3 separate regions of the Homo sapiens genome follow, and all the other regions are linked to region 2. Evidence: chromatin contacts called from ENCODE Hi-C or POLR2A ChIA-PET data. All regions are on one chromosome and are shown on one strand. The core of a region is the stretch at or near the end of the contact, and the rest is flanking DNA. Distances in the headings are between cores, read along the strand shown.

Region 1 (3,015 bases), core at 500-2,999, 310 kb after region 2:
TCAGACCCAGATCCGAGGTGAGTAGAGCCTAAGGGTCCCTTTGGGAGCCAGGTGGAGGGCGTGGAGCTGGATGGGGAGGAGAGGGGGTAGGGGGAGACCGGAGAAGCAAATTGGCACCATAACCGTGGGGGTGGAGCCAGCGTGGGGGGCGTGGCCCGAAGAGACCAAATGGAGGTGGAGGTATGGGCTAAACTGAACTCTCCAGGCCACGGGAGGGGCACGGCTGAGGGTCCCTTCCGTCCCCAGACGTGATGGTGTGGTCCAATGAGCGGGTCATGGGTTGGGTGTCCGGGCTGGGCCTGAAGGAATTTGCCACGAACCTCACGGAGAGCGGGGTACACGGGGCACTGCTCGCCCTGGACGAGACCTTCGACTACTCCGACCTGGCCTTGCTCCTGCAGATCCCCACGCAGAATGCACAGGTGAGCTGCCGCTGGGCCCGGAGCATGCTGGGCGTCCCCACCTCGCAGACTGCACGCTCCAACCGCCCCCTCCACCTCCTCTTTCCAGGCCCGGCAGCTTCTGGAGAAGGAATTCAGCAACCTTATCTCCTTAGGCACAGACAGGCGGCTGGACGAGGTGGGCGCGGCAACAGCTCAGAGGGCTCTGCTCCCAGCGGCTCCTCGAGAGGCTGAGCTGAGGGGGCGGGGCCTGACTATTAATGGTCACGGTTGGAGGCGGGGCCAGGAGAGGGGCGGGGTTAAAGGAGAGGTGAGACCCGGAGAGGGGTGGAGTCAAAGGAAGGGGCGGAGTCAGACAAGGCAGGAGTCCCTCACCGGCTGTCCGGCTCCTATACCTAGGACAGCGCCAAGTCTTTCAGCCGCTCCCCATCCTGGCGGAAGATGTTCCGGGAGAAGGACCTCCGAGGCGTAACTCCCGACTCAGCTGAGATGTTGCCCCCCAACTTTCGTTCGGCTGCAGCGGGAGCCCTGGGCTCTCCGGGGCTCCCTCTCCGCAAGCTGCAGCCAGAAGGTGGGGGGCTCCCAAATGCGACAGCCCTTCCTCGCTTCCCTAGGGTGGGGCATGGACCACCTCAGTAGTCCGGGTTCTGGAATGGCCTAGTCCTTTCTCGCCCACCCCTGAGGAATGGACTGCTCCAACGTTCCGGACTCCCCCGTCAGGATGAAATGGATAAATCCCACTCCCCCTTCCCAGGGCGGGAGTGAACTCGCCCAATGCGAGTTTGAGTCCTTGGCTGCGGGGAAGGGAGGGAAACCCATGTGGAGCCCGGCGATCGTTGTGACATCGGGAAGGGAAGTCCAAAGGGAGGAATCCTGGAGAGGAACAGGGAGGAGGGTGCTCCAGGCTGAACCGCTGCTCGCTCTCCCTCCAGGCCAGACTTCTGGGAGTTCCCGGGCAGACGGCGTTTCGGTCCGGACCTATTCCTGCTAGTGCAGGCCTCCAGGTGAGGACCGTGCTGGGCGACCTTGGGGGTGCGGGGCGGCACGGTGGATCTTCACTGCTCCACGCGCTGCCCGGCGTCATGCAGGTGACCTCACTCGGACGGAAGAATCTTCCCGAGGCTGGGCTGTTCCCTCTCCTGCCCGGACTGTGGCCTCGCCGGGGAGAGCGGGCGGGGGAGCTCGCGCCGAGGACTGGACCATCTGTACAGACCAGCGGGAGTGCGCGCGCCCGCCTCGCACAGGGCCGGGGCCTGGACCAAACCACATGAACTGGACTGAGAGGGGGAAGAAGCGGGGAGGAAGAAATCCCGCCCCAAACGTCCGCTTTCCTTTTCTCTACTTTGTAATTTATTGATCAGTTTCTGTTGGGAGACGGGTGTCCTTTACCCGCGGGAAGGGGGCGGGGCTTCCCTCCCGGGCCGCATGCGGGGAGAGGCTGCTCCCTCCCCTTTTTCCTGCCCAGTCGCGGGGCCCAAGTCTTCCTTCTTCGTCCGAAAGGAGGGGAGGGGGGACTCGCTGCTACAAGCCTCGCCCCCTGTGCCACTCAGCTCCGCCCCGCCGCGTCCGGTCGCCGGTCCCCCGGGTCATCTGCGGGCGGGTTCCCCTCTCCCTCCCCCGTGTCTCGTGTCCCCGGGGCCTCACCGCCCCCCGTGCTGTGGCCGTGTCCGTGCCCCGGGGGTAGGGGGCGCAGAATGGCGCTTCCCCTTCTCCTCTGGCTCCGGGGTTTGCATGGGAGAATCCTCTTTCCACGATGCCGCTGGGCGACGTGGCGTGGGGGCAGGGGGACGGTGGGGGAGCCCTCGCCCCCGACTCTCGGTCGGCCTCCCCGCCCCAGGCGTCACTCAGTGATCACGGGTAAAGAGAACTGTTTCAAAAAGCTTCCTTGTTGACTGATTTTTTTTTTGCGGGGGGGGGGGGGGCTGTTCAACCAACCACCTCGAGCCAGGAGTCCAGGCCCCTCATCCCTCAAGTCTAGGTCCAGGTCTCTAGACCCTACCCGCATTCCCCGATGCCCTGAGATTCCCAGACCCCACGTCTGACAATGAGGTTTCGGGGAGCACGTTTATTCGGAGAAATAAATATAGCTCGTGGAAAGGGGTTGGAAGGCAGGGGGAGGTACACCTGCGTCGCAGTCGAGCGACTGGGTCAGGGTTCCGGCGTTTCCAGCATGTCTGCCAGGGCCCTGGAGACGAGAACGCCAGAAGTTAGACAGCTGGTGTTCAAAGCCCACCCCAGGACGCTTAGAGATCATTAACCTGCCCATTTCATGGACGGGGAAATGGAGTCCCAGAGTCATCTGATAACTCATAGCGAGACAAGCACTTCTCTAAACGGGGCTTTTACACGCTCCCCTTTTACACACTTACTGATAAAGGGACGAGGAGAAATAGTCAACGTAGCTTCCTGTGGGACAGCAGAGAAAAGAGGCTTGAGGGGTACTGCACGAGCAAAATTAGGCAGCCACTCAGTATAGCGTGCGAGATTAGTGCTAGCTCCACCTCCTTTTCCCTAATTCCTTCTTCCAACTGAATCCCTTCTACCGGACCCCTTTTTCGTTCTGGGTGATTCCGTTCTCCAGTAGCCCCGCCCCTTCGATTCCTACTTGAGTTGG
Region 2 (3,174 bases), core at 225-2,724:
CCTGGGTCCGAGGAAGTAGGGCCTGGGGGCCTGGACTCCTGGGTCTGAGGGAGGAGGTGCTGGGAGCCTGGACTCCTGGGTCTGAGGGAGGAGGGGCTGGGGGCCTGGACTCCTGGGTCTGAGGGAGGAGGGGCTGAGGTCTGGACTCCTGGGTCCGAGGAAGTAGGGCCTGGGGGCCTGGACTCCTGGGTCTGAGGGAGGAGGTGCTGGGAGCCTGGACTCCTGGGTCTGAGGGAGGAGGGGCTGGGGGCCTGGACTCCTGGGTCTGAGGGAGGAGGGGATGGGGGCCTGGACTCCTGGGTCTGAGGGAGGAGGGGCTGGGAGCCTGGACTCCTGGGTCTGAGGGAGGAGGGGCTGAGGTCTGGACTCCTGGGTCTGAGAAAGTAGGGCCTGGGGGCCTGGACTCCTGGGTCTGAGGGAGGAGGTGCCAGAGCCTGGACTCCTGGGTCTGAGGGAAGAGGGGCTGGGAGCCTGGACCCCTGGGTCTGAAGGAGGAGGGGTTGGGGACTTGGATTCCTGGGTCTGAGGGAGGAGGTGCCGGAGCCTGGACTTCTGGGTCTGAGGGAGGAGGGGCTGGGGACCTGGACTCCTGGGTCTGAGGGCAGAGGGGCTGGGGGCCTGGACTCCTAGGTCTGAGGGAGGAGGGGCTGAGGTCTGGACTCCTGGGTCTGAGGAAGTAGGGCCTGGGGGCCTGGACTCCGGGGTCTGAGGGAGGAGGTGCTAGGGGTCTGGACCTCTGGGTCTGAGGGAGGAAGGGCCAAGGTGAGGGCTGAGGGACCGTCACTCACCATCCTTGTCGCAGATAACCACTCGGGCCCCGCTGTTCACTGAGAATAGGAAGGGAACAGGTTACTCTCCGAGCCTTGGTTAAAGCCTCTGCCGCCCTCTTGTGGCCACCTGGATTGGGGCTGATCTCCCTCTCCCCTCGTGACCCCAGTCTCATGATCACCCATAGGACAGAGGGCAGACGCCTTGACACATACTCTCCTTGCCTTGTTTCTGCTGAGGCTCCTGAACCCCCGTTCGTGGCTTCCGGAGCAAACTCCACGACTGACAGAGCCATTCCTCAAACCACTGGTTTTGTAGCTACACCAACAGACCCAGAGAAAGGGGCCACTGCCTTCGGAGACCCTGCCAGACTCAGCCCTAGCCTACAGCGCCACACGCTTACTTTAGCCTGCAAATTGGCTTTTATAATATCAGAATCCTGGCTGCAGTACTGGAGTCCCTATTTTCCGCCCCCATCACCCCGCCCCCATCCTTCCTTTCTCACACTCCACAGCTCCCAGCAGTCAGACCCGGCTCACCGAAGGCGCGCACGATCCCAGCTCCGATGCCGCGCCCGCCCCCGGTCACGACCACCACCTTCCCGGCATAGCGCGTTCCCGTAGCCATCCCGTGTACGTCGGTCTCTCTCTCTCTCTACTCTGGGCCTCTTTCACCTCCAAAGCCCCGTGAGGCCGTCGCATCAAATCCTCAATAGAGGCTGGATCCTGGAAGTCCGGCCTCGGGGGGCGTTGCCAGGAAGGCTAGAGACCTGGAAGTTTGTCCCCAGCCCCTCCTCCCTCAGACACTCCTCTCTTCCCACAGACCCAGGAATCCAGGAGCCCCAGTCCCTCCTCCCACAGACCCAGGAATCCAGAAGCCTCAGTCCCTCCTCCCTCAGACTCGGGAGTCCAGGCCCCCAGCCCCTCCTCCCTCAGACTCGGGAGTCCAGCCTCCCAGCCCCTCCTCCCTCAGACCCGGGAGTCCAGCCTCCCAGCCCCTCCTCCCTCAGACCCAGGAGTCAGGGTCCCAGCCCCTCCTCCCTCAGACCCGGGAGTCCAGCCTCCCAGTCCCTCCTCCCTCAGACCCAGGAGTCAGGGTCCCACCCCTTCCTCCCTCAGACCCGGGAATCCTGGCCCAGCCCCCTCCACTCTCAGACCGAGGGATCAGGTTCTCTATCCCTTCTTCCCAGAGACCTATAAGTCCAAGCCCCCTGTCCCTTCCTCTCTCAGGACCCAGGAGTCCACGACTCCAGCTCTGCCCCTCAGAGACACCAGTGCCACAACCCCAGACAGACAGAAAGAAAGCTATTGACTAAAAGTTCAAAGTTTTAATCCAAATTTAGACAGTGTTGAGAAAACCAAACTTTGGCCATAGAAACCATTCCCCTCCCGGGCCCGCAATGGGGACCAGACCACGCCCCCTGATGCCCTGAGTGGTCCCAGATCTCCGGCGGTACCTCCAGACCACGTCCTCGCGCTCCGATTGGCTGCCGCTTTTGGGCGGATTAGAAGCTGGATTGTAGCAGAGTGACTCGCAGAGGCCATGCCCCCTCGTCTTGTGGCAGGACCGGAGGGGCGATCCCGGCATCCCACGCGGGCCCCCAGGGGGTGGGACCTCCTCCACGCCCACTCCCTCGGCGAGAGAACCCCGTGGAACCCGAATTAGCCACCGGGGGAGATCTGGGGGGAGGGGTCTCCTGGCGCGTGGGGTCCGAAGGAGGCAGCGGCACACCGGGAAGAGGGTCTCCCTGGGAGTCCAAATTTCCACCTGGAGAGGATGAGTGGGACATGAGAATGGCAAACCTCAGCGCTAGGACCCCGGATTCCCAGCCCCTCCTCCCTCAGACCCAGGACTCCGGATTCCCAGCCCCTCCTCCATCAGACCCAGGAGTCCAGGCCCCCAGCCCCTCCTCCCTCAGACCCAGGAGTCCAGGCCCCCAGCCCCTCCTCCCTCAGATCCAGGAGTCTGGATACGCCAGTCCAGTCCTCTTTGAGACTCAGTTGTCGGCCCTCTCCCCGCCCCCTGACCTCTTCCTCCCCTCCTCCCAAGTGTCCCGGACCCCAGTCACCTCTTGCCTGAGACCTAAAACTCCCAAACCCTGCCCAACTCTTTACTCACCAAGATAAAAAATTCTCACCGGCCCCCAGACCCCTCCTCTCCAGGACCTGGGATTCCAGGTCTCCAGCTCTCTCCTCCCTAAAACCCAGAAGTCCAACATCCCCAGCCAGTCACCTGTCATCATTCTGTGCCACTGCGACGCCTCAGTAGCCAGGGCTTGGGAGAGGCTGAGAACCCGCTCCCGGTGACCTTCGGAAGTCGGCAAGTAAGGGGTGGTGTTCCTTGGACTAGAAAAAAAAAGAAGATTGGGGGTGGGGGTGTGTACATGGGGGAGAGGTGGGGGATGGT
Region 3 (3,100 bases), core at 314-2,813, 280 kb after region 2:
GCCTGCAGACCAGGTTGCTCTTTTGAGCCCTAGACCTAGATCGATAGTTTCTCCCCATGGATTCTGCATAGGCTCCTCAAATTCAAAATATCCAGTATCGGCCAGGCAAGGTGGCTCGCGCCTGTAATCCCAGCACTTTGGGAGGCTGAGGCAGGTGGATCACTTGAGGTCAGGAGTTCGAGACCAGCCTGGCCATCATGGTGAAACCCCATCTCTATGAAAAATACAAAAATTTGGCAGGTGTGGAGGTGCACACCTGTACTCTCAGCTACTCAGGAGGCTGAGGCAGGAGAATTGCTTGCACCCGGGAGGCAGAGGTTGCAATGAGCCGAGATCACGCCACTGCACTCGAGACTGGGCAACAGAGGGAAGACTGTGTCTCAAAAACAAAATATCCAGTATCCCTCTTTCAGTGTAGACCATCTTAAAAATGGCACCAAAGCACCTTAATACTGTCTTCTCCTGCACCTCCCAATCCCCTTATATAGCCAAGCACCAAGGCTTGTCTAGACATTTCCCACATCTGCCCACCCATCTTCTGTGCTTTGGCCCTGGTGCTAGCTGCCACCTGGATGGCTGTGGTAGCCTCGTAAGTTGCCCCGCTGCTTCTCCTCTTGTTCTTGTCCAAACCAGTCTCCACAGTGGCTACAGTGATTTTTTTTTTTTCAATAGATACGAGGTCTCACTATATTGCCTATGCTGGTCTTGAACTCCTGGGCTCAAGTAGTCTTGCTGCAGCCTCCCAAAGCGCTAGGATTACAGGTGTGAGCCACCGTGCCCGGCCCCAGTGATCTTAAAATACAAATTTGAGGCCCAACCTGGGCGACAGAGCGAGGCTCCGTCTCAAAAATAATAATAATAATAATATAATAATAATACAAATTTGAGTGTCATATTTTTCTCTTAGGAGTTTGCATGAAGCCCCAAATCCTCAAGGCGCATATGCCAACGCAGGAGCCCAGGCATAAACTATCCTGCCGACCTTTTCACCTCATCATCAACCAATCCTAACTCTGCTTCCAGCCACGTGGGCTCTTTCTGGGTGGTGGGGGTGACCCAAGCTCCACCTCTTGTTCATCTTACCTCCCAGGACTGTATGTCAATGTCCCTCCTCTAGGATTTCCTTCGTTTTCTAGATCATCACCTCCCCACTCTCAGCTCTCATCACAGCCGTAGTTGGTCGTCTACCTCCCCTATAGACTGGAAGCTTCGTTCGGGCCGTGGGCTTGGCTGTCCTGCTCACCACGGTGTCCATGACTTGGGCTCAGATGTTTCACAAGAGTTTGTTGAATGAATGTGGGGAAAGGATGGACAGGGGATAGACGGGTGTGGAGGGCAGGCAGACACGGATCCTGAAAGGTACACACAGACCGAACCTGCAGTGGGAGGGGTCGCCAACAGGACCGACTGGCCGGGGCGGAGGGCAGGGCGCGGCTGGCGCGCGGCAGGTGGTCGGAGCAGTCGGGCGAGGGAGAGCTGGGCGCTCTCCAGGCTGCGCCTCCGCAGGGGGCGCCCGTGGCCCGGGGCGTGGCCTCGCGCAGCCCCGCCCTCCTCGCCGGCGCCAGGGCAGGCGGGCGGCTGGCAGCTGTGGCGCCGACATGGCTGCGCTGGTGGAGCCGCTGGGGCTGGAGCGGGGTAAGCGTGCGCCAGGGGGCCCTGCCCACCCGGGCCGCGGCCTACATACCCAGCCCCCGGTCCCCGCCCTTCCCGGGTCAGGCCAGTGCGGGTGGGCCAGCGGACCCGGAGGGGGTGGGCGGGGCGGGCGCCGGGGCCGGGCGGTCGCTAGGTGTGGGAGGCTCCCTGGGCGCGGGCCGGGACGCTGGGCGCCCGCCTTACAACCCGGCCTGTGGAGGGGTCCCGGGGCCGCAGGGCCGCTGGTGGCAGTCTCTCCTGCGCCACCCTGGACTCTGCGGGGTGTCCGACTAGGCTTCGGCCGTCCTCCCCGGACTGTGCGCTCGGCCTCACTCCGCCGCTCTCCTTGCTTCTCTGCGTCTCGGGGTCTCTGACACTCGGGGTTTCTGCGCCCCGCCCCCGCCCCGCAGACGTGTCCCGGGCGGTTGAGCTCCTCGAGCGGCTCCAGCGCAGCGGGGAGCTGCCGCCGCAGAAGCTGCAGGCCCTCCAGCGAGTTCTGCAGAGCCGCTTCTGCTCCGCTATCCGAGAGGTGAGGGGCGCGCGGCGCAGGGGCGCGAGCTGGTGGCCGTCGTCCTCCTCCTCCTCCTCCTGCTTGTCCCGAGCCCGGAGACTACGCCTCCCGGCAGCTCCCGAGGCGGCCCGCCTTGGGGTGCCAACGCTTCAGCTCAGGGGTTCTTCGGGAGTTGTAGTTTTCTCGGCCTTCTGTTGCGGGGGCGGGGCGGATCCTTGCGTGGTAGCGGGAGAGGGTCTAGAGGCCTGAACTCCTGCGTCTAGGGCTGGAGGAGCTGGCGACTCCCTGATGCCGCTGCCTCCTCACCCAGGTGTATGAGCAGCTTTATGACACGCTGGACATCACCGGCAGCGCCGAGATCCGAGCCCATGCCACAGCCAAGGTGGGCCCCGCACCCCATTGCTCCTGGTGTCTATTTAACTGCCTAGTCGAACTCAATATCTCCTTCATGCCAGTCATTTCTGTTTCCTCCCTCATGATTTTTGCTAAATCTATGTGCCACCTTACTATTAGTAAATAATCGCACATTTTTAACTTAAATGTCATACTAAGGCATCTTTAGCAACTGCAAATGGAAACAGTATGGCATGGTTGGTAGAAGATAACCTTCAACATCTGTACAGTGCAAACCAGGAAACTCATGGCGCTCTGACCTCTCACTGCACAATAGTTAGATGCTGCTACCTCTTGCTGCTGTCCGGAGGCTCAGATCTCCCTCCAGGCCTGGCTTTCCTCTGTTTAAAAGTAAGATTGAGGCCAGGCACGGTGGCTCACGCCTGTAATCCCAACACTTTGGGAGGCCGAGGCAGGTGGATCAGTTGAGGTCAGGAGTTCGAGACCAGCCTGGCCAACATGGTGAAACCCCGTCTCCACAGAAATACAAAAAAAAAAAAAAAGAAAGAAAAAGCCGAGCGTGGTGGCGAGTGCCTGTAATCCCAGCTGGATTACAACTCCGGA

Evidence for each region. A loop is a pair of places that touch in the nucleus more often than their neighbours do. ChIA-PET counts read pairs that join two places held with the same protein, here RNA polymerase II (POLR2A). Pooled maps may share reads with other maps.
Region 1: a pooled map shows a loop between it and region 2 (2.8-fold over the local background). The contact joins the enhancer-like site here to the promoter of HSD17B14 in region 2. A Hi-C loop is called at or near these places in 1 of 50 pooled maps. POLR2A ChIA-PET finds 5 or more read pairs at or near these places in 4 of 52 experiments (BJ, GM12878, HEK293 and 1 more).
Region 3: a loop to region 2 is called in a pooled map, with 2.9 times the contacts of the local background. The contact joins the promoter of LIN7B here to the promoter of HSD17B14 in region 2. A Hi-C loop is called at or near these places in 3 of 50 pooled maps. POLR2A ChIA-PET finds 5 or more read pairs at or near these places in 5 of 52 experiments (B cell, BJ, H1 and 2 more).

Annotation. Positions count from the first base shown.
Region 1 is chr19:49,148,747-49,151,761 of GRCh38, forward strand. It overlaps PPFIA3 (PPFI scaffold protein A3), which reads left to right. Exons shown (of 30, transcript NM_003660.4): 25 at 1-17; 26 at 247-422; 27 at 511-579; 28 at 801-972; 29 at 1,334-1,405; 30 at 1,490-2,280. The coding sequence ends at 1,392. HRC (histidine rich calcium binding protein) reads right to left here. Exons shown (of 6, transcript NM_002152.3): 5 at 2,771-2,807; 6 at 2,452-2,586. The coding sequence ends at 2,550. Among named protein-coding and RNA genes, the nearest start is that of HRC, 5.1 kb to the right of the region's middle. RefSeq lists enhancers at 777-996, 2,586-3,015. Within about 2 kb of position 1,750, at least 34 of the 41 ENCODE cell types and tissues checked have a DNase peak (open chromatin) inside an H3K27ac peak, as active enhancers do.
Region 2 is chr19:48,835,017-48,838,190 of GRCh38, forward strand. It overlaps HSD17B14 (hydroxysteroid 17-beta dehydrogenase 14), which reads right to left and starts at 1,475. Exons shown (of 9, transcript NM_016246.3): 1 at 1,308-1,475; 2 at 789-827. The coding sequence starts at 1,395. It overlaps PLEKHA4 (pleckstrin homology domain containing A4), which reads right to left. Exons shown (of 20, transcript NM_020904.3): 19 at 3,001-3,113; 20 at 2,081-2,535. The coding sequence ends at 2,273. RefSeq lists a silencer at 2,383-2,452.
Region 3 is chr19:49,112,807-49,115,906 of GRCh38, forward strand. It overlaps LIN7B (lin-7 cell polarity scaffold B), which reads left to right and starts at 1,564. Exons shown (of 6, transcript NM_022165.3): 1 at 1,564-1,635; 2 at 2,043-2,161; 3 at 2,454-2,525. The coding sequence starts at 1,599. RefSeq lists a silencer at 1,384-1,963.